Linked DNA regions of Homo sapiens: regions 2 and 3 are each linked to region 1. A link is a loop called in an ENCODE intact Hi-C map of the cell type or tissue named here. Cell type or tissue: PC-3. All regions are shown on one strand.

The links. Peaks named below come from ENCODE experiments on the same cell type or tissue, not always from the same donor. Only the 100,000 strongest peaks of a DNase experiment are listed, where the experiment ranks them.
Region 2: a loop joins it to region 1, with 9 times the contacts of the local background. A loop is called at or near these places in 7 of 110 quality-filtered maps.
Region 3: a loop joins it to region 1, with 15 times the contacts of the local background. A loop is called at or near these places in 19 of 110 quality-filtered maps.

What each region holds. Positions count from the first base shown.
Region 1 is chr9:1,096,235-1,104,234 of GRCh38, forward strand. No RefSeq gene overlaps it. Among named protein-coding and RNA genes, the nearest start is that of DMRT2, 50 kb to the left of the region's middle. In PC-3, a CTCF peak has its summit at 4,892 (motif pointing right); DNase peaks (open chromatin) are centred at 4,177 and 4,897; H3K27ac peaks cover 1,215 bases.
Region 2 is chr9:1,332,670-1,340,669 of GRCh38, forward strand. All of the region lies in intron 3 of LOC102723803 (a long non-coding RNA gene), which reads left to right. It also overlaps the pseudogene RNA5SP279. Among named protein-coding and RNA genes, the nearest start is that of DMRT2, 290 kb to the left of the region's middle. In PC-3, a CTCF peak has its summit at 4,824 (motif pointing left); a DNase peak (open chromatin) is centred at 4,662.
Region 3 is chr9:1,425,820-1,433,819 of GRCh38, forward strand. All of the region lies in intron 3 of LOC102723803 (a long non-coding RNA gene), which reads left to right. Among named protein-coding and RNA genes, the nearest start is that of DMRT2, 380 kb to the left of the region's middle. In PC-3, a CTCF peak has its summit at 3,718; no DNase peak of the experiment used is centred here; H3K27me3 peaks cover 1,683 bases.

The DNA.
Region 1 (8,000 bases):
ATGGCATGCTTTCCATATTTCCCAGTAAAAATCCCAGCCTTTCCGATGTCATATTGTCTCTAACCACTATGTGGTGATTATGCAAATCAGATGGACTGATTCATGACAAAAACACATGAAGAGGTTAAACTTGAAAATAAACCTTGGCTGCTGCCATATGGAAAATTTTTTTCAGTGTGTGTTCTCAACCAGGGGTTAATGATTCTCTTAATCTACTCACCACAAGGTAGAGGCATTAATGAAGTAGGCTCCTTGGAAACGTGCTGTGACAAGAGAAAATAGTATATTTATTTGCGGTTTATCTTTTTCATTTTTTGTGTGAGCTTGAGGCAGGTGTGGAAAAAGAAATGATGTCTTACCAAGGAAGTAACATTCAAAGTCGTTTTGAAAAAGTGACTATTCGGGAAGACTTAAAGGAAGGCAGGGTGGTAGCTGGGCCAACAGGCTGGTGGCAGGCAGGTGGCCTCAGGTATAGGGGGAGACAGAGGAAAGAAGGGAGTGAATGCAGGAAATATACGCAGTGGTTAGTGGACAGGTCTGGGCAGATGAGGTGGGAGTGGGAGGAAATGAGAGCTGACACTAACAGTCTTGCTAAATATAGATTTTACAGGTGTGAATGGCAGGCAGGAGAAGGGAGCCAGTGTCGGATGCTGTGGCTCAGAGGCGGAAAATGGAAAAGTAGACAGTGACAGGGAGAGATACTGACTTGCAGGAAGCACTGAGTGCCTAGAAGGGAGATGACGTTCCCAAGAACATAGGAGTCTAGGGAGAAGTAAACCACTGTAGATCAGTTTAGCCCATTTGAATCCATTTCAGCAAACATTTATTGAGTGTCATAGATAGAATAATGATCCTCTTGACCCTACCAAGATGCCTGTGCCCTAAATCTTGGAACCTGCCCCTTACATGACAAAGGGGACTGTGAGGATGTGATTAAACTAGTGATCCTGAGATGGACCACTAAGCATGTGGTAATTTGTCACAGCAGCAATGAGGAACTAACACATTGAAAAAGTACCAAATGGAGCAATTCATTAGGAAACATAAAAATGAATAAAGTGTTGATTCTAGCCTTTATATGATGACCAGCTCAGTGGTCCAAGTCAGTGATCTTAAAACTTTAAATATGCATATGAATTATATGGAGGACCTTGCTAACATAAAGATTCTGACTAACTAGGTCCAGAGTGGTCCTGAGATCCTACATTTCTAACCAGCTCCTGGGTGACATGATGCTGTTGGTCTCAAACTAGGTTTTCTTTAGCAACGATCTAGGGTGTAGGTCTGTTCTAGCAACTGTGCAACCAAGAACAGCAAAACTTTTTAGTTTTTGTAGTGGAGAAAATGGTTCTGGTCTTAGGTACAAAAATTGATTGGAATGATCATCTGACTTTAAAGTTCAAAGATCTAAAACTTACTAGTAGAGGGAACTTGGGGATCCAAGTGCTTTTAAAGGATTGTGGAGATAATCAAATAAGAGAATGTTTGTGAAAGCACTGGGTAATTTATTATAAAGCACTATGTGCAAATGTTATTCTTTTATATGTTGGATGAGAGCGGATTTGGCAAGAAAGCACAAATGTCATTCAGTACTCATCCTTTCTTGTTAAATTGAAGTAAAGGAAGAGCTATTTGGGTGAAAACTCCAATGTCATTTATCTTTTATTTCTTTTAAGTTCTCTGTTCTTTTATGATTATAATACATATATGGAATGGAACATTTGGAATACAAAACAAACCAAAAGCCTACAGAGAAGAAAATTATAGTCACCTGTAATCCCATATTCCAAAGATAACTGGGAACTAGAGCTTTTCCAGGAGTGCGGGTTCATTTGATGTCCTTTGAGGGTCTTTGCATATTCCTGTCTCCTTGGAGTATTGTAGTCAACTCCATGCTCATTTGTTGGGCACCATTATTGATACTCTGTATCATTGTAGTGTTCCTAATCCAACCACAGTAGGGAACGGTTTACCATAAGGCAATAGTTCTCAACTAGGGGACATTTTGCAATGCCTGAAGATATCTTTATTGTAACAGCTGAGGGGTGGGTTGCTACTGGCATCTAGGAGATAGAGGCCAAAGATGCTGCCAAACATCCTACAGTGCACAGGACAGCACCTACAACAATAGTTATCTGGCCCCAAATGTCAATAGTGTCAAGCTTGAGAAACTGCTGTAGAACATTGGGTTTTACAGTTTAGTGGTCATCAGAATCACCTAGAAGGCCTGTTAAAACACAGATTGCCCACCCTTCCTTCTCCCCTTTCCCCCAGTTTCTGGTTTAGTAGGTCTAGGAGGAGGTTGAGAATTTTTGCCTTTTTAGCAAGCTCTCAGTTGATGCTGATGCTGCTGGTCTGGGGGCTACACTTTGAGAACAATTGCCATTGGGGTTAATAGCTGCACAACTATAATTGGTCTTGTGTAAAGTACCAGCTCCATACTTTGTGCTGTCACTCATATTTAAGCTGATCACATGTCTCTGGTATGTTGCAAACATCTCTTGGGCATAGGCCAGATCTCCTCCTTCCCTTGCTCTATCCTGCAGTGCTGAGAACAGGCCTCTTTCATTACTATGAACCAGATGGTTTCATTTGACCATGTGGACTTGGCACCATATAAATGGCTCCAAGGACACATAAGTGAATTTTTTTGCTGGAGGAGATTGATGGAGAGAGGGGAGAGTTGGGGCAAATGAATGTGGAGAGAAAAAAAACAGCCGTTTTTGTGTTCCTTAAGACATCCCCCGCAGTGTCCTGAAAACTCAACACACCTGTGCAGAATGCATAGCTTTGCACTCTTTAAAATAAATGGACAGTATTTTAGTCTCAAATGGTAGACTCCCAATGTAACCTGCTGTCTTATTGGTGTTGGAGTCAGGTTAAATTTCACTGTCACCATACTAGCAGGCCCCAAGGAGGGGAGATTTGTCTCCTATGTCCCTGACTTCATAATCTTTCTCTTCTCTCCGAGGATCCTTTCTCCCACCCTGTCCTCTGTTGTCTACTGTCCCTTCAACATGAGGGCAGAGCTGGGGTACCTCTGAATCATATCTTATTGAGACCCTGGACAGAGGCAGTGCCTGGATTCAGTATGGAGAGAACTTAGGCAAGGTTGGGAATGAGAGGCTGGAAGCTAGACACAGGAGTAGGTTGGGCTTGGAAGTACTCAGAAGCCATCCATTAGAAAGCAAAGAACACACCGACCCTTGTGCTTAAAATGAGGCAGTGGGTCAGAAACCAGGCAAAAGGTTAGAAAAACTCTAGGGGACAAGGTGTCCAGGAATGGGAGAGCTCAAAACTGAAGCAAGGTCTGTCTTTGAAGCCTCTTCTGTGACTTCTGCTGGGCCAAGGAAAAAAACAGGTGCCTCTCCCTAAAGTGCTAACCAGCTAGTCTGGCTGACTGGGAAGGCTTCAGACCATAAGAAGAACAGCTAATAGCTATGAGGAGGGGGGATGGGGATAGGCACATATGACATTTCAAAAGTACCAGTGGTATTCTTTTCCCCATGCTGTTAAGACAAGTATTTCTTTTATTTCTATTTTAATATTTATAATAGATAACATTCTGTAACATTCAATATTTAACAAAAAGTATAAAAGATAGCATTAATTGAGCACCTACTATTCCTATTAACAGTGCTGCAAGATAGATTTTTCTCCTCATTTTAGAAATAAGGAAATTGAAGCTAAGAGAGGGAAAGTCATTTTCCCAAGTAAGCATACAGCTGGAACTTGAACTCAGTTCCACCTGTCTTCAAGGCCTGTACTCTTTTCAGTAAAGTGTGAGGCAGTTTGGGCCACAGCTTGTTTTCTGGGTTTCCTACTGATCTATTCTAGAATTCTTTCTATGCAGAGAGTCACTCTATCTCCCAATAATAGGTTCTCGTAACACTAATTTTTTAGCTTGCTAACATTCAACTGCCTATTTTGGAAAGTTTTAAAAAGCTGTTTTTCATTCAAGTATTAAAAAAAATTCTCAGACCATTAAGATGTCAGTTCACTTCCATTCTAAGCTCCAGGTTTGAGGGAGGGAGAGGAGAATTTTGCAAGCACTGAAAATTAAATGTGTGTGTATGATATGTCATCCTTATATTCAACATGACTCTCCCCAGTGACACAGCTGCAGTGCACACAGTAAAACATCCTGATTCATCAGGCTTGCATCTCACTGTGTATAAGTCCTCTCTTTACCTTTGCAAGTGAGAGTTGTCCCAGAGTTTCATATAAAACAGTGCTGTATCACCCAAGAACGTTCTGGCCTCTTTTACATGACTTGAGTGGAGTCTGAGTGGTACTGTAAAGCTGAGTTTATAGCACGGATGAGTCAGGAGAAGGAGAGGTCTGGATGTCAGCTGGAGCCAGCATCAGAACCAAAGAGAAAGGCAGAAGGTGGAGACCACAGTTTAGGGGTCACAGAGGTTTAGGAGTCATGAATTGCTACCCACATCAGGGCACCCCGGGGGAATCACAGCATCCTAAGAAAGTCAAGAACAAGGCCGACAGTCCAATCTGACTGTCTTACAGGACAAACACTGATATAAAGCCAGGGCTGCATCATTTGGCTAGAGCCAGACCAGAGATATGTGCCTTTACTTTGATAGTTCGGTCTCTGAAATCCAAAAGTCAGGGTATGATAAACGTCTGAGATTTTGCTTTTAAATATAGCAAGTGCCTTTTTAAATGTACTTTTTCTTCTTCCCAGCTTATATTAGAGTAACTCAGCACCAATTGATTAGATTCCCCAGCCTCGCTTTGTAGCCAGAATGGCCTATCCTCCCTGCCCCATGATGTTTTTGCTGCAAAACGAGGTCTCAGCAGTTGCAGCTGGGGCGCTGGAAGTCCGACGTACGGTGAATGCCTCCCCGGCCACTTCCCTTTCAGCAATGCCCACTAGGTGACGCCTGTGAATGGGACAGGCTCTCCAGAGTACTAGCCTTCCACTCTCCCTCCCTTCCCATGCTCACATATTGGCTAGAAGATGCTTAAGTGGGCAAGGTCCTGAAGACATTCTTTTGTGCCTTTGCTCAGACAGAGGACATGTGATGATCTCAGTCAGTTTCCTTTCATTTCATGGGGGCCGCTGATGTCTCCGTGTAGTGTATGTGATGGTTAAATTATAAAAACAGGAAAAGACCCCAAAGCCTGCATGACCTGCACAGTTTTAGCTGTCTGGGTAGGTTCATAACGGCTTTAGAAATGCAAACAAAATTCCCCAAACTAAAATGACTTCTGATGGTTCTGGTAAACTGAATGTGACCTTTCCAGAAAGAAGACTACAAACAGGTGTGATTATCTTTCACTACAGGAGCAGTTCCCAAACTTGAGTGTGCATCAGAATCACCTGAAGGGATAGTTAAACCACTGATTTCTGGGTTCCACCCATAGTTTCTGATTTAAGAGGTTTTGGGAAGGGCCTGAGAATTTGTATTTCTAATAAGTTCCAAGGTGATGCTGTTGTCACTTGCGGGGGAACCTAACTTAAAGAACCATGGCACCATGGCATTCTGTTAGAAGTATGTGGGGGATAGAAAATGATGTGGAGAGAGAGATGGGGGCTAAGAGGGGCGGGGAACATACCGTGAATTGCTGTAAACAGAGATTCCCTCTTAGCTACAACAAAAGTCACTTTCCTGTTTGCCCCATCATCCTCCTACCATTTTTCCAGTGTTCTCCTTACTCCGAAGAATGTCAACAGCACATTGTGCTTTTGTTAGATAAATCTACCGGGTGGGGATAAGTTAAATCTAATGGCAAGTCAGGGACAAATAACCAGGCAGCTGGGCCATTGCTGGAGATACATTGAGGTGATTTATTTAAATTTGCCTGATTGCCTTTCTAGTAGGGAAATGAAACGTTTTCTTTGTACTGCAGGTGTTCAAGTGCTTTTTTAATGGCTAAATATTTAAAGTGACAGTCAAGTCAAGGTTAAAAAGGTGATATGAGTGTACATTCAGAGCCACTGATTTGGGAACATTCTAAATATAGCTCATTTGGCTCTTAATAAAGGGTGAGAGAGTGGATGAGTATGTGTGTATGAAAATATAATTGCTCCCATGACACCCCAAATTACTCTTCAGGTATATATTAGCGTTGCTGAGAGCTTCCTCATATGACACAGCATCTTTCTATAGGTTTTTGGGTGTTTATGCCTTTTTTCCTTTTTAAACAATTCTATACAGCACAAGAGAGGTTAATTTGATGATATCCATTCTACAAGTGAGGACTGTGGTCCAGGGAGACTCACTGATAGGCCAGAAGTTACCTGACTTAGCCTCCAAACTGGAAACAAGAAGTCCTTAGACTTCAGTTTCTGTTCTCTATCGATTTTTCAGCCATGTCTGTCGACTTTGATTTTCTCTGCTAAAATAACTTGTGGGCAAATTTCCACTGTTCGCTATAGTTGTGTCTTGTCTTCAGTTATGCTTGGAGTCCCCTTTAAGAGATGGTGTTCCCCCCACCCCCCCATGCTGAAAAATTCATCCCTCAGGTTGATAGCACAGCAGGCAGGCAGGCATTTTCCTTTCTGTCTTTCATGTAATGACCGTGAAATCCCTTCCATAAGAACATAGAGGTTTTGTTCTGTTCTGTTTCTATTTTCAGAACAATAAGTCTCCAATGCACCACCACCCACCGGAAAAAGAGCACACAGTGACTGACAAGGTGAGGTCTTTGTTTGGTTGTATTTCAAATCTTTTGCTTTCTGAAATCTCTAACACTTTGGCTATAAATCACTAAAAGGTGGATGTTCTCTAAAATGAATTTTGCATGAAATGTCAGCCAGAGTCGAGGGGACAGCTATAATATTTATGACTGGTGGTATTTCTTAGGGGAGGTAAAAGAAAATGAAGCCAATATAGTTCAGTTTTGTACTGAGGGCAGGGAAGACAGAGAAGGAGAGAGCAAATCTTTTTCTTTCACCCAGTTATTTTGCTTCTGCCATTTTCAGTACTAAAAAAAAAAATACCAAAAAAACCCCAAAACAAAACAAAACAAAAAACCCTGCAATTCTCAAAGCAAAGGGCTCAGGAGTGTTTATCCACATTGGTAAAGTATGGGTTAGAAGAATGTGGGCAGCTGTGTAAGAGGGAAATAAGCAAACCTGAAACTACTATGGGAATGTACTTGTTAATAGAAAGATTGTTTTACTAAGTCCTCTCTTTCTGAAAGACAATTTGATACTAGTTGCAGCTCCTCATAGTTTTCCTTGGAAAGCAAACTGCTGTGTTTATTTAGGGGAGGAAATGTTGCAGAGATAATGTAATATCCACTTGTCCTCCCGTCATTGATAGGAAAACACACAGAACATATCTGCCTGCCAATTGAGGGTGTCCAAACCTGACACTAACTTATACATACACACATGCATGCACACACACATACACACACACATGTGTGTATATATATATTTGACATAACTTTTAAGTTCAGGGGTACATGTGCAAGTTTGTTATATAGGTAAAGTTGTGTCATGGGGGTTTGTTGTACAGATTATTTCATCACCCAGGTATTAAGCCTAGTTCCCATTGATTATTTTTCCTGATTCTTTCCCTCCTCCCACCCTCCATCCTCCCATAGGCCCCAGTGTGTGTTGTTCCCCTCTATGTGTCCACGTGTTCTCATCATTTAGCTCTCACTTGTGAGTGAGAACATGTGGTATTTGGCTTTCAGTTCCCGAGTTAGTTCGCTAAGGATAATGGTCTCCAGCTCCATCCATGTTTCTAGAAAGAACACTATTTCGCTCTTTTCTATGGCTGCATAGTATTCCATGGTGTATATGTACCACATTTTCTTTATCCAGTCTACCATTGATGGGCATTTAGGTTGATTACATTTCTTTGTTATTGTGAATAGTGCTACAATGAACATACGTGTACATGTGTCTTTATGATAGAATGATTTATATTCCTTTGGATATATATCCAGTAATGGGATTGCTGGGTCGAATGGTATTTCTGCTTTTAGGTCTTTGAGGATTCACCATGCTGTCTTCCACAGTGGTT
Region 2 (8,000 bases), 240 kb after region 1:
GCAATACCTTATCCAAACTTTCAGCAACCTTGGAGGAAAAGAGGTACCATTTCTGTTTAACATGCAAAAGAATGAAGGCTGGGGGTGTTAGTAACTTCCCCAAGTTATCATGCAATTAGTAAGTGGGTTAAAATTCATGTCTTTTTGATGCTATGACAAACCATCTCATGGTCTACTAATATTGAAAGCCCAGAATTTTAATGGTCATGAATTACTCTCTAGGAAAATTGGCTCAAGTTTAGCAGTAGCCTTATATGCCAGGAAGCTACCTAGGGGGTGAGCTGTGAGAAGACCCAGAAAAATCAGCTATAGACTAAACCATTCATTATGGATCCCTTAGGGCTAATGCTTTATCTCTTTCCACCTTCTCCCTTTCCTTTTTTCTGAAATTGAATGCTCTTTTAATCAGTTCTAGCTGTTATAACAGAATACCATGGGTGGCTTAAACGATACAATTTTTTTTTTTTTTTATCACAGTTCTGGAGGCTGGGAAGTCCAAGATCAAAGTGCCAGCAGATCAGTAACTGGTGAGTGCTCTCTTCCTGGTTTTCAGACCACTGTTTTCTTGTTGTATCCTTATGTGGTCGACAGAGAAATAGATCAACTCTTTTTTTGTCTCTTTTTATAAAAGGGCACTAGTTCCATTCGTGAGGCCTCCAACCTCATAACCTAATTACCTCCCAAAAGCTCTACCTCCAAATACTATCACGCTGGAGATTTAGGCTTCAACACATGAGTTTTGGGGAGATACAGATATTCAGTCCAGAGGCCATGCTATAGCTACAATGAGAGTTTATCAGAGACTCTCATTGTACAACTTGCAAATCCAGGGCACTTCAAGTCTTGTAGTTTGGTTTATGATAAAAAGGCAGACTTGAGATTTCTGGTCCCGAATGGAGTAAAAGATAGAGTCCTCCTGGAGCCTGGGACTCACTGGGCTGAAGAGTCCAGGTTCTTATGATGCCACAGAGGGCAGCATGAAGACCACACATGTCCTTGGTCAGAGAAGCCAGGAGACGGAACAGGCTCTGAAAGGGCAGGGGATAATGCCTGGATTTTATCATTTTTGCTGCAACTCCATCTCACATCGGCAGCTATGTGCAGAGGGTGAGAGTGTGTACATAGGCAGACTGGGCAGATTCTGACCCATTGGAAATTGATTAAGTCTATGGCCTTACCACCCTGAACATGCCCAATCTTATCTGATCTCAGAAGCTAAGCAGGGTTGGGCCTGGTTAGTACTTAGATGAGAGAAACTGGGTGAGCACCAGCTCCAAGCCAGGTACTAAACTTGCCACTTTTTTTTTTTCTATGACTTTAAGCTTTCCTGGGTGGTACCAGACAATCAACTCCCTCTTATTCATAAATGAGGGTCCTAGGAACCAGGATAAAAAATCTACAAGTTCCTTTGGGGAATATGAAATTGGAGCTGGGAGAGCTGGAAGATCTGAGGCAGATTCCATGAGGTGTAGTTCCTAGAGTCCCCTCTTTCTTGGGACGTCTGTGCCACTTGGAACAGGGTGCCAGCATGGTAGAGTGGTAAGAACGCATGTGAGTTTTGGCATTAGAACAATCCTGAATCAAATCCCAGCTCATCCATTTATTAGCATCATACATTTAGGCAGCAGATAACACCCACAACTAGCATTATTGAATTTCTACCATATATATCAGACACTGATCAGGTTTAGACACCTTGCAAAGTATTAACTTACACGTATTTTTCAGTATGCACAAGTAGGCTGTGGGGTACATGCTGTTATTAATGTCATTTCACAGTTGAGGAAACTTAGGCATAGAGGGTTAAATAACTTGCCTGAGGTCAGACAGCCAAGATTGGAACCCAGTAAATGTGCCTTCAGTGCCCATGCGCTTGACCACTATCTCCCATTTCTGTGTCTTTATCTGCAAAACAAGGACAAAAGTAGCTACCTCAATATTGTGAAGATGAAACTACATTGGATATCAATATATGAAGTTGGGACACACTGGGTACCCAACTGCTAGCAGCTGCATTCCTGCCTTCCTTCCTCATAATATACAGGAACACCTTTTTGGAATGAAGCTGGAATACCTCTTGTATGTCCAGCTCTCCTTTCCTTTGTCTCTGGTGCCAGCCACCCTTTTTTTTTATACTCATACCTGCAGCTCCACCTTCCTCATTTCTGCCCTTGTTCATCATAACTCATTATGATTTCTGAGGGTGGGCTTATTTTACGTGAAATCATTTCTAGCAAGCTGCTTCCTGGCCATGTCTATAAGGCACCTTAATCTCTTCAGTTATTCCCTACATCACACTGGGGGGTAGATTACTTCTGGGAAGGGCCATCTCTCTGTGCGTGGCTTTCTGCTAATTTCTCTTTCAGTGAAAATGTCTTTCCTGACCTTCTCTGTTGACTCTTTTTCACTTCCAGTATTCAATCTGAGGTCTGCCTAAGTAGACCAAAAACACTGCTCTAGCTCTGCACCCAGCAGCCCCTGCAGAATCTGAGAATCCACTAGGGAAGAGTCCTTCCCAAGTCCCATGCCTGGGATCTCTCTGGGTTTGACTACCTTGGGGAGGGTCCGTCCTGGTTAATTTTCACTGACAGCTGAGCCTGCACCCTCCACGATCCTCTCTCCTCTGTTCTTTGCCAGGCTGTGTGTTTTCGGAGGCTGACCCCCTGTGGACTGCATTACCTGGGATCTTGTGCCTTCTGGCTTCCGAGTGGGTTTGGCCAATGGGAGGCACCAGCTGCAGATAGAGAGGAAGCAGTAGCTATGGCTGTCCATGACAGGGCCCACCTCTCAAGGGGCTCCAGTCATTCTGCCTCCTCCCCTGGCCCCTGTAGTCCCTGGGGATGCACATGGCTGCTAGGCTCTAGGTATTTTCCCATCTGTTACATATTCCCATAACCCTGCCCACACCTTTATGTGTGGGCTCTTCATTAACGCGTCTTCAATTGAATAACATGGGATGAATTCTGTGTTATTTGGGTCCCTACAGATTTGACATAGGATGAATTCTGTGCCTTTTTAGGTCCTTACAGATTTGGGGTTCTTTGCTAGAACCAAAAGGTAACTGGGGATATCTTTTGTAATTCTCACTTTTGTAAGTATAATTCTTACTCTAACGAGTGAAATCACGAAATTCAAAATAAAAACACAGTGTCTCCAAGTACTTGGCTATCTCTTTACTCTTCAATGCAGGGGGGACGATTGCTATTTTATCAGGACCCTGTGAAGAGCACGGCTTAGTAGAGAAAGTTGTGTTTTAGTAAAAGCTCTGTTTTGGAATCTAAGTTTTTAAGATAGATTTCTAATTGTGTGACTTTGGGCAAATCATAAATTTCTGGATATCAATTTTCTTATTGAAAATGATGAAGCCACTGAGGTTATGAAGTCTAACCTTGTTCTAAAAAGGTAAATATCAGCAAAGGTGCCACTACCTGGAACATTTAGAGCTGGCCAAGGATCTTGCTTTGGGCCAAAGGTTAAGGCTGCCCCAAGCTTTTCCCACTTGCCCCCTGATTTGGACCTCTGAGGTTTCTGGTACACCCTTGACCACCCCTCAGCCTGAATGATTTCATTGCTGCACTTGTTTCTCCCAAGGTGATGTGCTCCATTTTGACACCTTCCCAGGCTTTACATGCAAATTTGTCTTTACTTTCCTACGAAGCTTGAGAGGTGAGATATTTCATTTGCCCTTCTCTTTGGGCCTGCTTATGTCAAAGGTTGGTTACTCTTTTCTATTTTAAATTTTATTTTTTTTTTTTGTCTTTTGCCTGCTGGAAGAACACTCGGAAGCCTGCAGAGTCGCTGCCTTGCTTATCGGGCGTCTTTTTTGCTTTTTCAGAAATTGCTATAATAAGGCATAGATGAGAAATGTGAGAAACAAGATAGGAAAAGTTTCTTAACAGTACAAGGCTGTGACCCGTATGGAAATGTCTCCTTCTGGAGGGAACCCAGAGGAAAAATATCTCCCTATTCCAAGGGTCACATCCAAAGCCACTCTGCAAGTGACCCGAACCCTCTTCCATCTCCAGTGGGCAGACTGTATTAGCTTTTACTTAAGATAACATCATTCACCTTGACAAAGTCAGGTCTCTGATTTCTGCTTTCCCTCAGCCTGAACATTCTTATCCACATTACTACTAGTTCCTTAATCTACTGGATGTTAGTTTCCGACTACTTTAATTTGAATAGTTGAGCTAAATATTTGTAATCACTTCTCAGGGAAATTATGGGCCATTTATATTAGAAAGAACTTTTGTAACTCCAGTGCTAAAATTGAATTATTTCTCGCTGACATTGTGGCAAAAATAACTCAAGGATGTGTACAAAATATCTTGTGGGTTATTTACCTTCAAATAGCCTCATCTGAAAATAATTACAGTAAACTCACACTTTCTGTATCTTGTGATGAAAAATATTGATATTTCACATACAGCATGTTTGAAACAGTTGGCCTCAACAGGCTTTTCAAGTTATTGTTTACATTTATTTTTTTCTTCCAAGTGAGGGATAAGAATGACAGGAGACAACTTCACTCAGCAGATGGGAATGTGGAAGAATCATGACTAATGGTTAGGCCGTGTATATGTTTGGGGTTGCTTGTTTGTTTTTGTCCTACCTATCCCCTCCCCAATCCTGCCAATTACTAGCTTGTGTGTCCTTGGGCAAGTTCACCTCTCTGAACTTGGTTTTGTGCCAGTTGTGCTAACACTGAGAGCAGTGGCTCTTAAGTAGGAATCAGTTTTGCCCCTCAGGGGATGTTTGACCGTGTCTGGAGATATTTTTGGCTATCACAACTGTGTAGAGGTGTGCTACTGGCATCTAGTGGGTAAAGGTCCCAGATGCTGCTAAACATCCTACAAATGGACAAAGACTCTCCCACAACCAAGGAATATCTAGCACTGCATGTCAATAGTGCCAAGGTTGACAAATCCTGCTTTACAGGTCATGGTTATGGAGAAATGTTAGCATCAGGTGCTTTGTGAATTGTTCAGAGATGTATAAATATCAAGTGTTACTATATTATCTCTCAGGCATGAGTGCTAATTATGACTGTAACTATTTAGTACCCAACTGCCCAAAGCACTGTTTAAACTCTGGGACTCCATTTCTTTATTGTGAAAACTTATTAGGCTTCAACGATCTCCAAGAACATTTCTGGCTCTGATAATGTATGTGGGAAAAGCATTATATGGTACTTTGGCCCAAAGTTGACAAAACCAATAGTTGCTAATTTCAGTATTTTTTTTTTTTTTTTGGCTCTCATGTAGATCACTGATCTGAATCTTTGCTCTCCAGATAATCTGAGATTTCCTAAAGCGGAGGAGGCAAAGAATTTTTTATTTATTTATTTATTTATTTATTTATTTATTTATTTATTTATTATACTCTAAGTTTTAGGGTACATGTGCACATTGTGCAGGTTAGTTACATATGTATACATGTGCCATGCTGGTGCGCTGCACCCACTAATGTGTCATCTAGCATTAGGTATATCTCCCAATGCTATCCCTCCCCCCTCCCCCGACCCCACCACAGTCCCCAGAGTGTGATATTCCCCTTCCTGTGTCCATGTGATCTCATTGTTCAATTCCCACCTATGAGTGAGAATATGCGGTGTTTGGTTTTTTGTTCTTGCGATAGTTTACTGAGAATGATGGTTTCCAATTTCATCCATGTCCCTACAAAGGATATGAACTCATCATTTTTTATGGCTGCATAGTATTCCATGGTGTATATGTGCCACATTTTCTTAATCCAGTCTATCATTGTTGGACATTTGGGTTGGTTCCAAGTCTTTGCTATTGTGAATAGTGCCACAATAAACATACGTGTGCATGTGTCTTTATAGCAGCATGATTTATACTCATTTGGGTATATACCCAGTAATGGGATGGCTGGGTCAAATGGTATTTCTAGTTCTAGATCCCTGAGGAATCGCCACACTGACTTCCACAATGGTTGAACTAGTTTACAGTCCCACCAACAGTGTAAAAGTGTTCCTATTTCTCCGCATCCTCTCCAGCACCTGTTGTTTCCTGACTTTTTAATGATTGCCATTCTAACTGGTGTGAGATGATGTCTCATAGTGGTTTTGATTTGCATTTCTCTGATGGCCAGTGATGATGAGCATTTCTTCATGTGTTTTTTGGCTGCATAAATGTCTTCTTTTGAGAAGTGTCTGTTCATGTCCTTCGCCCACTTTTTGATGGGGTTGTTTGTTTTTTTCTTGTAAATTTGTTTGAGTTCATTGTAGATTCTGGATATTAGCCCTTTGTCAGATGAGTAGGTTGCGAAAATTTTCTCCCATGTTGTAGGTGAGGCAAAGAATTTTTAACCTTGTTCCTTAATGAGTAGATAAGATTTATCTGTGACAGTGTTTTCTTTTGTACCACGTAGAATAATAGCAATGTTAACAGCAATAAGTAAACAATGGACAGTGCCTACTGGGTGACAGACATTTGAACACCTACTGTGTGCCAACCCCTGCCATAGCACTGTAACTGCAAGATCTCATTTTATCATTATAGCATGGCTGGTTAGTATAATTGCTTCAATTTTACAAAAATGAGGAAAATGAAATTCAGAGAGGTTGGGGACCTTGCCTGAAGTTGCACAGTTGTTGAGGCATCCACTTGCTTTAAAAGACAAACCAGGAGCACTTTCTGCTTCTCTAGATTCTTACTCAATATGGTCATTATTAGAAATTTGCAGTGGAGAGTTAAGCAAGAGTAAAATGAATGCCAAGAAGGCAGGAGACAGCCTTGCTATTTTGTAAAAAGCTTTGTGCTCTGTGGGTAAATGTTTGGTATCTGGTAAATTGGAGAAAAGACTGGGGGTAAATCTTGCCATCAGCCTGAGTTGTCAGAGGGCAGTAAAGGACAGTTCAAACAAGTGGTCTTTTTCTATCCTTTTCAAGTAATTCATAAAATAGCTCCTATGGATAGGGTCAGGGCAGAGCTCCAGGTACTACTGGAAACATTATTGATGATAATCAAAAAACCTATGGTAATATCAAGTGCCAATAGAGAATAACATATAATCTGAATAAGGATTTCAGATTATATTTGAATGGAGTTTTGAATATATAGGAATCAGTTATTCTCCTTTGATGAGGGCGACCATTCTTCTCAATCTGCGGTTTCAGTGTTGGCTTCCTTTGGGATCTTTAACAAATCCTAATGCCCGAGCTACATCTAGGCCAATTAAATCAGAAGCCCTGGGTGGGATCCTGGCATCAGTAATTCTCAAAGCTCCCCAGATGATTTCAATGGGCAGGCAAATTTGAGAACCAGAGTGCTATATCAGCGGTCCTTAGACATCTGCGTATATCAAAATCACCTGGAGAACTTGGTAAAGCTGGGGCTTCTAGGAGCTTTATTAACTCTCCAGGTGATTCTCGTAAACATCATAGTTGAGAACTGCTTCTCTATTTCACTCTTTAGGGTCTATTCTATTTTAAAATAGAAAAAAAATAACACTCTTCCTAGTTGAGGAATTGCCTAGAGTAAACACTACATGCAGGTGGGCACATTTGGGTCCTCACAACTCATTACTGGGTCTTGTGCCAGGCACTGGCAAGCTCCCATGTCCTGTAGATGCCAACCTTGCCCTCTGCAGCCCTTCTAACTCCTTTCTGGCAATGGCCCCTAGTCCAGTTTTGAAGTATCTCTCAGTCCTAATTTGAAAGTATGGCGAATCTGTTGTTCATATGACACATTTTGAGACTTGGTCCATAAGAGACATGGTGGTTGCTCAGTCAGGAACTCAAGGTAAGGCCACTTCCTGTAGACATCTTGTGTCTTATTTTACCTCTGGTTGCTTTTCACAGATTTTCATGCTTTCTGAATTGCTGATTTTTTTGAAACAGTTTTCTTGGTTGTTGTTTCATGGAACAATTCCCATGTTCCAGAAATGCAGTCCCAAGCCTGCCAGGACTTGTATTGTCAGGCACTTCAGTAAGTACTCTGAGTTTAAACATCTGAATCTTTGAAGCTCAAATTATT
Region 3 (8,000 bases), 330 kb after region 1:
ATGTTTGTGGTCATAGAAAGTCTTAGGTCACAATCTCTGTGAAACAGAGCTCTTCAAAAATATTTAATTAAATCAGTTTGTACTACAAACAAATGAGTGTTCTCTCAGAGTGTAACTTCCCTTTAGTTTTCATTTATGGTCTTTGCAGCAATAAATATATCTGTACAATAGCTAGGCAGTCTCAAAGAAAATATTTTTAGTGGAAATAAATTATTTTTCTTCCACCAATTTCCCTAGGTGAGACTGAATTGAGAATAAGGAAAATAGAGAGGATGTCTGCAAGCCTGTGTGTATTCCATATAGGAATATGGAGAGTGATTCTGTGGTTGATAATTATGCTGCCTTATTTTCTGACAGACCGAGTTTCAGGTCCTAAAAATGTAATATAATCATCAATCTGAAACCTTTTTACAGCATTTGTCAAATTCATCTCTTTTTTTAAATTCAGAAAAATCAATTTTTGATGGATAGAAATCTCAAGGCCCAGAAAGCAGGCATCCTTGGGGTAACTTCCTCTGTAGTAGGCACAGAGCTGTACATGAGAGTTTGAATTAATATTTTGATGTTTCCCAAGCTTCATTCTTACTTGAGTAAAGGGGAGAAGTGGAGGACTGGGGAGGTCTTTAGCAGTGGGAAACCCTTTTCAAACAGAATAAGGAAGACATCACTTTTGATACCTAACCCCAAGCCAAACACAGAATGTTCTAGCAGCCTTAAGATTTCTGGTTTAATTGCTCTATCTAAGAGACTAATTTATATGCCCATCCCCTTGAAAGCTGTCAATCTGAAATTCTCTTTGAAAGTCAGGTGGCTTGCTTTATACTCAGCAGGCATGTTCCATGGTAGCTCTGTTGTCCAGAGCTCTCAGCAGAAAAGTTTATGCTCTTTGTAATTCTATATCTCTCCTTCAAATCTCTTTGTAATTCTACATTGATCAGTTGGGACATGGAAGCTGAAAGAATTTCAGGCCATGCTGCAACTCTGTACATTCTGAAAATTCTCTGGAGGAAATTCTTACTTTACCCTATTTGTTTACTATAGACAAAATATACATATAATAACATATTTATTATTATAAATATAAATATTTGTTTATTATATAATAATCCCAGATAAAATAATCTCAGAAATACTCTGGTGGCAAGTATAGACTGGCTTTTAAATATCTCTAATTATCTGAGCATCTAGGGACTCAATCTATCTAACTTGTGTCATTGGTGCTGAAGTCAATCATTATAATGTGGAAAGAAACCTCTTTTCCATCAAAGTCAAGAATGCCTATCCTTGCACTCTGGGAAAATAATATTTATTATAAAGGCAATTGTGACATCCCAAACCATAGTTGTTATCAAGTTCCTCATACTCTAAGATCCTTTATGTAAGAATGGAGGGAATAAATTTCATAGTTTCATTCTTTCGTAGGTACTGGAATTGCCATCTCCAATATACGTGTTATTAAAAATTATCTTGAAATAATCAAACAGTCAAAGGGGACATTGGAAATGAGGTAGTGAAAAGACTACGGGACTCACAAGTAGATAGACTTGGGTTAACACACTGCGGGTGGTAAGGTGGTTGACTTGGCAAGTGAGTTGTCTAACTTTTCTAATCTCAGTGGTTTTTCTTGTGAAGTGGGACTAATAAAATTATCACAGTGTTGTTCTAAGAATTCATTGAGACAATGCGTGTAAAGTGTCTGGCTTATTAGGAACTTAATAAATACTGATGTTTCTCCCTGCTGAAGACTTTAATACTACTTTTGATTTATGTGCTGGTTTTGTCCTGAAAGTTGTTTTTAGGTCCAGTAGTTTTTGTTGGCTCAGTTGGGAGCTCTGAATGAATGAAAATCCCAGGCAACTCTGACATTGGGCTGGGTGAAAGATCCATTCCCAAGAAGTTCAAGGAAATCAATACCTTCCTAATTTCTTCACTCGGTGTAGAGTTATAGGTGTTGCCCCAAATTCTGATACTCAAGTCTGATAACAGTGTGGTGGTTTCCACTGTTAGAAAACCTACCCAATGTTGTATTACTCCTTGTGCCCAACATCTTCTTAAAAAAGCTGTGGATAAACTGATTTTTTGAGAGGCTATGGAAGTTTGACAAACTGGTATTCTATTGCCTTGGGTAGAGATGGTTAAGTGTGGGAGTCAAATGAAGAAACACCACCATCAGGGAGGACACTAGAGATAGGGGCTCATACACACAGAGCTCACGGCTTGTGCGATGATATTGTGAAGTCATGTTTAAGTGGAAACTCAGACACCAGATGTGTACAGCTGCAGTAGAGGAGCCAACCCAGCCAAAGCCAGAAAAGCCCCATGCTGGTTGTTTTACTTTTGAGTGAGAAGGAAGGGGAAATAAATCTCTCACAATAGATAAAGAGAAGATAGTTCATGTTTTTTTTTATCACCTTTTTCTTTTCCTTTATTTTAAAGTCTAAATGGGGCCATTTGTCTTTAATGTGTTTTACCTATCAAGAAATACGTGAGCAATTCTATATCAATTAAAAAATGTGAACAGTTCTGCAGAAAAATGTTCAGTTCAAGTGGCTTAAGACAGGTTCCATTTGTTCAACAATCTATACTTTTTAAAAGGCTATACTTTTCTTGAGAGTTCCTTAAGTTCATAGCATGAAGAGGGATGAGTTGCTGATCCTATATACGTAAGTATTGCCTTTATAACCGTATTTTTTTCCTCTTTGGGTAAAGATTTCATTTAAACAATCATCAGCAAATGTCTTTGCTAATGGTATATATACAGTGGGACTAACTTTTCTCTGGGGAAGTTAGTCCATTGAAAATTATTTGCTGTAACTTATTCCTTGCCGCAGACAGTATCATGGTCCAACAGAAAAGCATTTAAAACTTTGTTATGTGTTATTAAGGAATATTTACACTTGTGGGGCTATTCTTAAGATAGCCAGAGCACTTTTGTAGCTGAATTACAAAAAGAACACATCCAACCTAGGTTTGTTTGTTTATTTATTTAGGCTACTCCTTGCAGAGCAGGGCTAACTCCTAAGCAGTGTCCCCAGCCTAGTCTTTCTTAAATACAGAAAAGATGAAGCCCAGAATCCTAGTTTTCAGAGTTTATATCTACAAGTCTGACTTATCTGTGAAATTGGCTAGAGCTAGAATATACTTGATTACAACCCCTTTAAAACTGAGCTTCCCATTTTGTCTATACACATATTGAAGACTGTAAAGAAGGAAAACACGTAATGTTTTCTTAAAAATGTCCTAAAATGAGACATTTAAATGTCCTTAAAAATGAAATTCATCATTTGTTATCTTAACATACTAGTATATCTGAAACTTGACAACGCAAGTTTCAGATATACTAGTATGTTAGGATAACAGTAAAAGAAAGATTAGACTAGCAGGGGAATAAAATGCACAACAAAATCTCCTCTCCCTTCCTGTACTCTTATTTGAATGAAAAGACTGGAAAAGATGCTTGGTTTAAACCACATGGGAAAAATATCTTTTCAGCTGCAAACTGCTTTTTATATTTTAGCAATGTAAACACATTGTATGGGAATACAAGGGGCTGTGCTGCCTCCCTGTCCAAATACTGCATGCAGGTAACACCGAACAAGAGGTGGAGTGATAACATGGACAGACTGCCTGGAACACAGATACCATCTCCCAGGGCCCAGGATTCGGAGGCCTAGAGGTAACGCTGGTGTTTCTAGGCTTTGCAACAGTGAAGGACCACTGCCACCTGTGGACAGCAGCAAGCATTAGCGACATGCTGCAGGCCGAGTGAAGTGTCAGTGTTGTATTTTTACAGTGACAACAAGGCAACCTGGTGAACCAGATATTCCAAAATTTTCCCAATAAGTGTTTTATGAGTACCTCCATGGCCTGGGGTAGGACTTTTCACTGCAAATCAATAAGCATCCTTCAGACCATATGTATGTAGGACATGGTCATCATGTGTTAATATAAAACCACAGAGAAGGCATCTTAAATTCTAATGCCTTTGAGGGGCAGTTAGATCATGTAGATGTAAAAGAATAAGAGTGATCAGGACAGCAAATTGGAGACCGCATGCCCTACCTAGATGCATTCAGTTTTGTTTATTTATTTACTTTTTAAAGAATGTACTCCATCAAGCAACATGCGTTTGAAGCTCAGATTCAGCCTGCAACCATCTAGCACCAGAGGTCAGTGAGTGGATGTATGAGATCCCAGGTTACATTTGTGTACCCAGAAGCAAAGGTCTAAGCATGCTTCATTCACTCATTCATTAATGTAGAAATTCAACTTATTCACCGAAAAATACTTATTGCATCTTTGTCTTATTCTAGACATCACTCTATCTTGATAGACAAGTTGGGAAAATAGATATCAAACAAATAATCACACAAATAGAATTACATTTGTAATAAATGAAATGAATGAAAATCCCAGGCAACTCTAAAAATGTGTATCATATTTCATAATATGTGCTTGCTTATAAATCACATCACTACACTATATACCTCTAGAAAAAAAGAAAACCCTGCCAATTAAGTTATAGCTCTGTGCTTTTTTATACATTTTGTCTCATACTTACGGAGAGAATTCATTTTTTACTTAGTGCAACATAGAATTTTTATCACACATTCTTGTGCGTACATAAAAAGGAAAATATAAATTGAATAAGACATTTCTAAAACCTTTTCACATTGAGAGTTGAACTCATTTGAAGCACTTTTTGACACAGAGTCATCAACATCCATGCTGTTGTATGCACTTTAATTTTCTGGTCAGCAAGAGAGACGGACATCAGCATTTTTTGAGAGTGCTCTACTGTTGTCTGTGAGGTGTCTTCCCAGCAGCTGACACTAACTCTTGAAGTTTAGATGCTGGTGCTTTGTTATTTTTATTTTTTATTTTGTAGACATAAGGTCTCTCTCTGTTGCCCAGACTGGAGTACAATGGTGCAATCATGGCTTACTGCAGTTTCAGCCTCCTGGACTCAAGAGATCCCCCCACCTCAGCCTCCCTAGTAGCTGGAACTACAGACGTGTGCCAACATGCCCAGCTAATTTTTAAAATTTTGTGTAGAGATGGAGTCTCACTATGTTGCCCAGGCTGATCTTGAACTCCTGGCTTCAAGCCATCCTCACACCAAAGTGCTGGGATTACAGGCCTGCGTCATTGCACCCCGCCACTGGTGCTTTCTTGATTTTACCAACAGGTGCCAACAGAAGCTTTTCAGACATTAACTAGGATGTCTATACTTTCCTGGAACAGTCCTTTCATAGTTTATTGATGAAAGAGGGAAGGGGGCAGTATTTGCGGAATCACACTGCCAGAGCTAACACTCACATTCACGCACGTGCCAGCAATGATGATCATGTCAGGATGCCCACTGATGTTGAGTGGAGGAAATTGGAAGACCCCATGGTTAGAAAGTCACGTCTTGATTTCAGAGATGTAAAAATATGAAAATAATGATCAATGAAAAAGAGTCACTCTATGATCCGACTTGGTTTTCTCTTGAAGGAGGTGACATTTAGGCTTAGATTTGAAAACTAAGAAGTTATTCAGAAGATGAAGTGGGAAAGTTTGATCCTGGTAGAGACAGGGCTGGATTACAGGGCAGATGAGCTGCTGGACAGGAATGCTATAATATTTCCAGAGTAAATGTAAAATGCGGTAACTGCCATCACAGGTTTTTGTACATGAAGGCTCACCGTCCTGAAGAGATGAAAGTAGGTCTCACCCTCGCTGAGGTGGAGAGAGGATTTGGGAGTGCAAAATAAAATAAAACCATCACCGGTCTGTTTCTTGAGTGCTTTTAATGTGTAGTTACCCAAGTTGCTTGGCACAGCTACTATCTGAAACTGGCAGTCATGATCATCTGAAATTCCAAAACCACATCATGCATAGGGTGGTGATAGTGTGCTGGTATAGTGTTGTGCATAGTGTATGATAAGTGATAGGATTTGTGATCTAAATGCAAAGCCCTTCAATACATTTCCCACCCCCTAAGAAGTTGTCTTGTTTAATAATTGACAAAAGAAACAAATGAAGGTTGTGCACATTTTTCAGAATATTGGTTTTGCTTTAACCAAGTGAATTGAAGTGTTTATAAATCTATTTCTGTAAGCAATTTTTATTAATAGAAAACTAGGTTTACCCCGCTCTCACGAGAGAAACATTGAACAAATATTTAAAGACTATCGGTTTGAAGGAGCTCCAGACACTCAGTCCTCCAGGGCACGGCCGTGTCTTTAGCTGTTGCAGGCTTGTGAGGAGGTTAGTAAGTTCAAGGAATCAAAGGAAGGGCAGGGTATCTGGGACATGGTGTAAATGATGAGGAGAGTGCAGGGAGGAAGGCAGAGGCCCATCCAGGATCATGCCATGGAAACTCTCTGTTAAAGATTTTGGTCTTCATGTTATGGGAATTTTGGAGTTGTCAAAGGGTTTTAAGCAGTGAAATAACATGATCATATCTGCACATTTACTGTGTGTCTCCTGCAGAGCAAACAGTCTGTTGGGAGCAAGTTATTTTCTCTCCGGGAAAGGCAGAGTTCTTTCATGCAGCAATCTGGATTTCAAACATGGGTGAACCTTCTTTCAGGTGTTGCCTAAAAGGGGTATGTGAAGATTATTAATCACTCACAGCAGACATTTGGAAATTTTGCAGAGCAAAAATGAACAAACTACATCAACAATAATAAATCTATAAGTAATCAGATCCCAGTTAAGTGGAGCCTTCAATGGTTTTATTTCTTTTTTTCTTATTTTCATTTTGGATAAATGAATGAAATAATACTTGAACAAAATCAGAATTGGGGACCAAAATAAAATTTCCTTGTGCCTCCTAGGGTGAGAAGAGATTCAATTCAGTCTATACCATATGAATAAACCTCTCAGGTAACATACAGTAAGTTGAGTCTCAATATATATGAAAAAAGTGGCTGGGCACGGTGGTTCATGCCTGTAATCCGAGCACTTTGGGAGGCCGAGGCGGGTGGATCACCTGAAGATGGGAGTTTGAGACCAGCCTGGCCAACATGGTGAAACCCTGTCTCTACTGAAAATACAAAAATTAGCTGGGCATGGTGGCTTGTGCCTGTAGTCCCAGCTACTTGGGAGGCTGAGGCAGGATAATCACTTCAAGCCAGGAGGCAGAGGTTGCAGTGAGATGAGACCCGGCCACTGCACTCCTGCCTGGGTGACAGAGCGAGATTCAGTCTTTAAAAAAAAAAAAAGTAATGACAATGAGGCATTAAACTGTTAATGACAGTTTTGATTTATTTGGTGGCAAATACTTTTTTTTGTTAGAGAATGGTCAAATTCATTTCGAGAACACTCAATGACAAGAACTTATGATAAAGGTGGGTTTTGGCTAATTAGTAATTCCTCTTAAATACTTCTGCACATAGCATTTGAGCTAGGTACTGTGATCATTTGTTCATTACCTTTTTTTTTTTTTTTTTTTTTTTTAGACAGAGTCTCACTCTGTCGCCAGGCTGAAGTTCAGTGATGTGATTTGGCTCACTGCAACCTCTGCCTCCCGGGTTCAAGTGATCCTCCTGCCTCAGCCTCCGAAGTAGCTGGGACTACAGGCATGTGCCACCATGCCCTGCTATTTTTTGTATTTTCAGTAGAGACAGGATTTCACTATGTTGGCCAGGATGGTCTGGATCTCTTGACCTCGTGATCTGCTTTCCTTGTCTTCCCAAAGTGCTGGGATTACCGGCGCGACGCACCACGCCTGGCTTCATTATCTTTTAATTCTTTTAAAAACATTTTGGGGCAAGCATATGATTCTCCTTTTATACCCTTTACCTGCGCATTGCATTTAAATGAGAATAATTTTCATAGTAATGATGAAAGCCAACATTAACACAGCACTTATTATGGGCTAGGAACTCATTTAATTTTCATAACAGCCATCGGAGCAGGCACTATTATATTACGACCTCACTTTTGGAGATCGGAAAATGAAATCACAGAGAAGTTAAGTAACTTGTCCAAGGCCATACAGCCTGTAGGGA